Linked DNA regions of Mus musculus: region 1 is linked to region 2. Evidence: chromatin loops called from intact Hi-C (ENCODE). Cell type or tissue: left cerebral cortex. All regions are shown on one strand.

Evidence for each region. Peaks named below come from ENCODE experiments on the same cell type or tissue, not always from the same donor. Only the 100,000 strongest peaks of a DNase experiment are listed, where the experiment ranks them.
Region 1: a loop joins it to region 2, with 2.3 times the contacts of the local background. A loop is called at or near these places in 5 of 42 quality-filtered maps.

What each region holds. Positions count from the first base shown.
Region 1 is chr12:4,130,449-4,132,948 of GRCm38, forward strand. No RefSeq gene overlaps it. Among named protein-coding and RNA genes, the nearest start is that of Adcy3, 2.5 kb to the right of the region's middle. In left cerebral cortex, a CTCF peak has its summit at 1,399 (motif pointing right); no DNase peak of the experiment used is centred here; H3K4me3 peaks cover 154 bases; H3K27ac peaks cover 9 bases.
Region 2 is chr12:4,208,004-4,210,503 of GRCm38, forward strand. Adcy3 (adenylate cyclase 3) reads left to right here. Exons shown (of 21, transcript NM_138305.3): 15 at 574-658; 16 at 1,302-1,460; 17 at 2,191-2,337. It also overlaps a transcript of Cenpo not described here. Among named protein-coding and RNA genes, the nearest start is that of Cenpo, 25 kb to the right of the region's middle. In left cerebral cortex, a CTCF peak has its summit at 993 (motif pointing left); a DNase peak (open chromatin) is centred at 983.

The sequences.
Region 1 (2,500 bases), 78 kb before region 2:
GAAAGCTGGGTGTCTGCCTCGGGGGCAGGGGGAGGGCAGCCAGTGCCCTTATATACAGTACCATCTCTTTCAGGGATCAGCCATTGGCTCTGCTAGAGTATCTGTTATGCTAGTGCAGAGACCCTGGGAAGCATCCTGGTCCACACAGGTGAATTCCTGATCTCCTTCATGGTGGGCTGAGGCAATGAGCGGCTCCTCTGAGTTGAAATATTCACCCCATACATGTAACTGCCAGGGAGGCCTCAGCTGACCTCCTACCATCTTCCAGGACCCACAAGAAAGAACACACCACTGACTGAGAATTAGGGCAGGCTTGGGCTGTGCTGCAGGCTTTTCTGTTGCAGGCCATGTGGCTCTAGGTACCTATGATGCATGCCTTGTAGGCCCAATCAGACCCTCCCTTTCCAACCTGGCAGGCTCTTGTCCAATTGTAAAGTCACTGGGAACTGTGAACGGTATCTACCCGAGGGTCTGTCTTGTTGGTAGATGTGGTGCCTGGCAGAGCTGGCAGAGGATGAGGCCAGCTCTTATGGTTTCTCCAATGTCCACTTGGCTCTTAGAGCAGGCAAACAGGTTCCTATACCAATTGGTAAGGCACCCTGGAGGATTCTGGAGGACAATGAGTGGATAGCAAGGAAGAGGCCAGCACTGTCTATATGGAGCCCTCTCCCTTTGCAAAACTAGGTGAAGGGGCTGGACAGATGGCTCCGTGGTTAAGCACACTGACTGCTCTTGAAGAAGACCCAGGTTTGGTTCCTAGCACCCATGTGGTGGCTCAATCTGTCCCTAATTCCTGTGTCCAGAGATCCAGTGACTTCTTTTGGCTTCTTTGTGCACTGGGCATGCACACAGCATAAACACACGCACAAAGCATAAACATACACACACAGGGGCCGAATACTCATATGCAGAAAATATAAATAATTCTTTAAACAGTCAGGGTGGAGAGTGGGGCTGGGACATTGGCAGGACTGGAAGGCCTAACAAGGAAGCTCAGGTCAGGGTCCAGGCATATGATGTGCCCTTGACACACAACGGACTAGAGAGGAGCCCAAGGGTTGGAAGACTCAGAGATGTAATATGAGTGTCCTTGTGTCAAAACAAATCCCATGAGGTGTGGTGGTACACCCTTTTAATCCCAGAATTTAGGAGTCAGAGGCTCCTAGATTTCTAAAATGAGGCCAGCCTGGTTTATGAAACAAGTTCCAGGACAGCCAGGGTTACATGGAGAAATCATCTCAAAAAACTAAACTAAACTAAACTAAACTAAGTAAGTAAGTAAGAAAGTAAGTAAATAACTGGTTTTAAAAAAAAAAAAAGTTTTTTGCTTGCCTGTGTGTATGCGCAGTGTGTATGCATTTCTGGAGTGTCTGTTGCTCGCAGAGGCCAGAAGAGGGTGCCAAATCTCCTAGAACTAAAGTTATAGATTGTGAGCCACTCAGTGTGGGTGCTGGAGACCGAACCTGGATCCTTTGTAAGAATAGCAAGTGCTCTTAACCACTGTAGGCACTGGGACTGAACCTAGACCTTGTATAAGGAATGTCCTCTAGCACTGAGCTGCGTCCCTAGCAGTTCAGGTATACCTCACTTAATGGTTTTCTTTTATGAGACAAGGTCTCACATAGCCCAGGCTTCAGACTTGCTGAGCAGCTCTGGGTGACCTTGAACTTTTGATTGTGCTGGGATCTCAGGCATTTAATACCTCTGGTTTGCAATGCTGGGATGCAGGCCTCTTGGATGCTAGTCAGAAACTAACATTCACAGCCTAGCCACTAGCTTTTCTCCCCCCCCCCTTTTGAAAATCAATGAATTCCTTTGTTAAAAGTAAAAACCACATCCTTTATCGTCATGTAACAAGTTGCAATAAATTCCTGGACCCCAAACAACTTAAACTGATGGGGCTGGTGCTTTGTACAGAGTTCACCCTCCGCCTCTATTTGAAGTTAGTTATTGTGCTTTGCCTTTCTAATCAAAGCCCTGGAGAGTGTGGGCTGAGGCACGTGGGAGGGATGGGGAGTGCAGGGTGGGGGGTACTGATCTTGTCAGACAATTTGAGGGACACCCATACACACAGCAATGGAAGACCAATTAAGTGATGGACTATTCCCTGGGTGTTGTGAATGTATGCCTGAAGTTCTAAATGGACATCTATCCCTGAGTGACAGGGCATCCCTCGCTAGCTCCCCATCCCCTGTGTCTGTTTTTCTTCTCTCATCTTTAGCTGCCCCCAAAGCTTGATCCCTTAATGCTGAGGGCTGTCCTCAGTCCCTTGAGCACATTTTCTTCTAAAACGACTTTCACTCCTAACAAGGTGTTCTGTCAAATTCAAGGAAAATAATTGATGCTACGGCTTAGGAGATGGACAGGTCCAAAAGGAGCATTTGCTTCTTTAAGGAAGAACTCAAATACATCCCAATTGGTTGGATGTGCACTGGAGATCTTCGTGAAGCAAGGCCTCTTTCAGGTCCACGTGCCAGGCACCAATCAAGCTACTTCAGTC
Region 2 (2,500 bases):
AAACTCTAAAACCCATAATAGCCCTGAAACTCCACTTCTATATACGTCTTAGAGAAGTTCATACATACATATATACCCCACGGTAGACATGCGAGAAGATCTCTAGTAGCCTCGTCATCCATATTACAAAGGACATCAGTGGTAACAGATAAAATGGCCTCTTCATGTAGCAGAGTTGTATACAGTGATGGAAGTTAACTCTAAGTCCACATAAAACTATGGTTAAAGTTAGAAAGGCACCACAGCAAGATTGTAGCCTGGTCCCATTGCTAGGGAGTCTCTTCTTCAAAATCCTACAGTGTATATCTTAGATCCTATATCTTGGATGTGTCAGATGCTAAGCATCTGAGGAACAGGTTAGTGTGAATGGCCTGTAGCCAGGGGAGCTAGGGCTGCTGTTGATTCCAAGTCCAAGCCTAGTCACATGCTGCGGAGGGGGGGGGGGGGGACTAGGAGAGGAACTGAGGTGGGGAAGCTTCTGAAGCCCCCCCCACCGTGATCGATTGATTGATTGTGAATAGCACAGCTGGAGGGGGGCAAAGGCGCACTTCACGGTCCCTCCCGTCTGTCCAGCAGGCTGCCCCTGGTGCCTTCCAAGTACTCCATGACTGTGATGATGTTCGTCATGATGCTGAGCTTTTACTACTTCTCGCGCCACGTAAGTGCCACACCCTCTTCTGTGGTAAGGGCCTCCCAGCAAGCTATCCTAGAACTCAGAAGCCCAGGCACCTAACAAGCAGCAGCTCCTTCACCTAACATGGCCCATGGGATGCACCAGCTCTGCTGTGCCCCGCTTCTTCCTCTGTCCTCCTCCAGGATGACCCTAGGCAGGCTCGAGGCCTCTGCACTCACCCGGGTATGGGTGATGGGGGTGTTCACTGAAATGCTAGCCTTGGAGTCAGAAGAGAAAGGGAAAGGCCCTAATGAAGTTCTGTTCGGTAAAGAGGAAGTATCCATACAAGGACAGTTAGCTTGGATGCCCCCAAGTGGTTTGCCAGGAAAGTACAGCTCCCTCAGATCCCTTCATAAATGGAGCTGCTAGAGATGGGGATGCCTCCTGGTTCTGGCAGAACCCTCTTTGTGACCCCTACGCCCCAGCCCAGCTTGGATCTCTACTGTATCAAGAGGCCCAGGTCCTTAATGCAACTGTGGGATGTCATTTTGATTAGGTGACTCCTTGCAGCTCTTCTGTCATTTAGTGGCCTCCTTCCAGTGTTATCCTACACGATATTCAATACCCCGTTCTAAACCTTTCCACTGGATGGCTTTAGAGCACACAGCTCACCTGACCTATGTTGTAGGTGGAAAAACTGGCCCGAACACTGTTCTTGTGGAAGATTGAGGTCCATGACCAGAAAGAACGTGTCTACGAGATGCGCCGATGGAACGAGGCCTTGGTCACCAACATGTTGCCTGAGCATGTTGCACGCCATTTTCTGGGGTCCAAGAAGAGAGATGAGGTAAGAGGATGTCATGTGGAGCTTATTCTTTCTCTGAGGAGCACTGAGTCAAGGTCCCTTTAAAACTGGGATTGGAAGTCCAAGTATGGCTGGACATAACCAGAAACAAACCAAGAGATATTCCCAGGGTCTCTGCTACACAATATTGCTGGTATGCTGCATCTCGGGACCCCCTACAGAACCAGAGTGCCCCTCCTGCCAATAACACCTTCTCAAACCAAGGTGGCTGACCACCCCACTCACCTTCCCTGGAGAGGTTTCTGTTATTGGGATGAAACACCGTGGCCATAAGCAACTTGGGGAGGAAGGGTTTATTTCATCTTACACTTCCAGGCAGGCAGTCCATCACCAAAGGCAGGCAGGACAGGGACAGATGCAGGGGCCATGGAGGAGTGCTTCTCATTCTAACCATTCAAAGTTGAGTTCAAACAGTTGAGTACACACATCCTGTGAGGCCAACCGAAGCTCCCGTAGTTCACCATCCTACCAGGCAGCCATCTCTCGAGTGCTTGGACCTTCTCTGTGAGGTGTATGCACGCGTGTATGCATGTGTTCACATGGAGGCTGAAGGTTCTTTACTGCTTGTCCCAATATGTGGAAGGAGTGTCTCTTGCAGAACCTGTGGCTCTCTGTTAGTGTGACTAGCCAGCTGGCTTCTACTCCCCATGCACTCAACCCTGGTCCTCCCGTTTGCACAGCAGTATCCCAGGCTGACCTTGCCTCTTTTTAGGAGCTGTACAGCCAGTCTTATGACGAGATTGGAGTCATGTTTGCCTCCTTGCCCAACTTTGCTGACTTCTACACTGAGGAGAGCATCAACAACGGCGGCATCGAGTGTCTACGCTTCCTCAATGAGATCATCTCTGATTTTGACTCTGTGAGTGTCCTCCTGTCAGAGCTAGCTCCTTTTGTATCACATCTCAGACAAGTTCTATACATTTCCCACGTGAGTCTTTTACAGTAACTGGGCTTCTGCGGCCATCTAGAACTCACGAGTCTGAGGGCTGAGGCAGAATCCTGGGGTGACCCTGGCAAGTTCA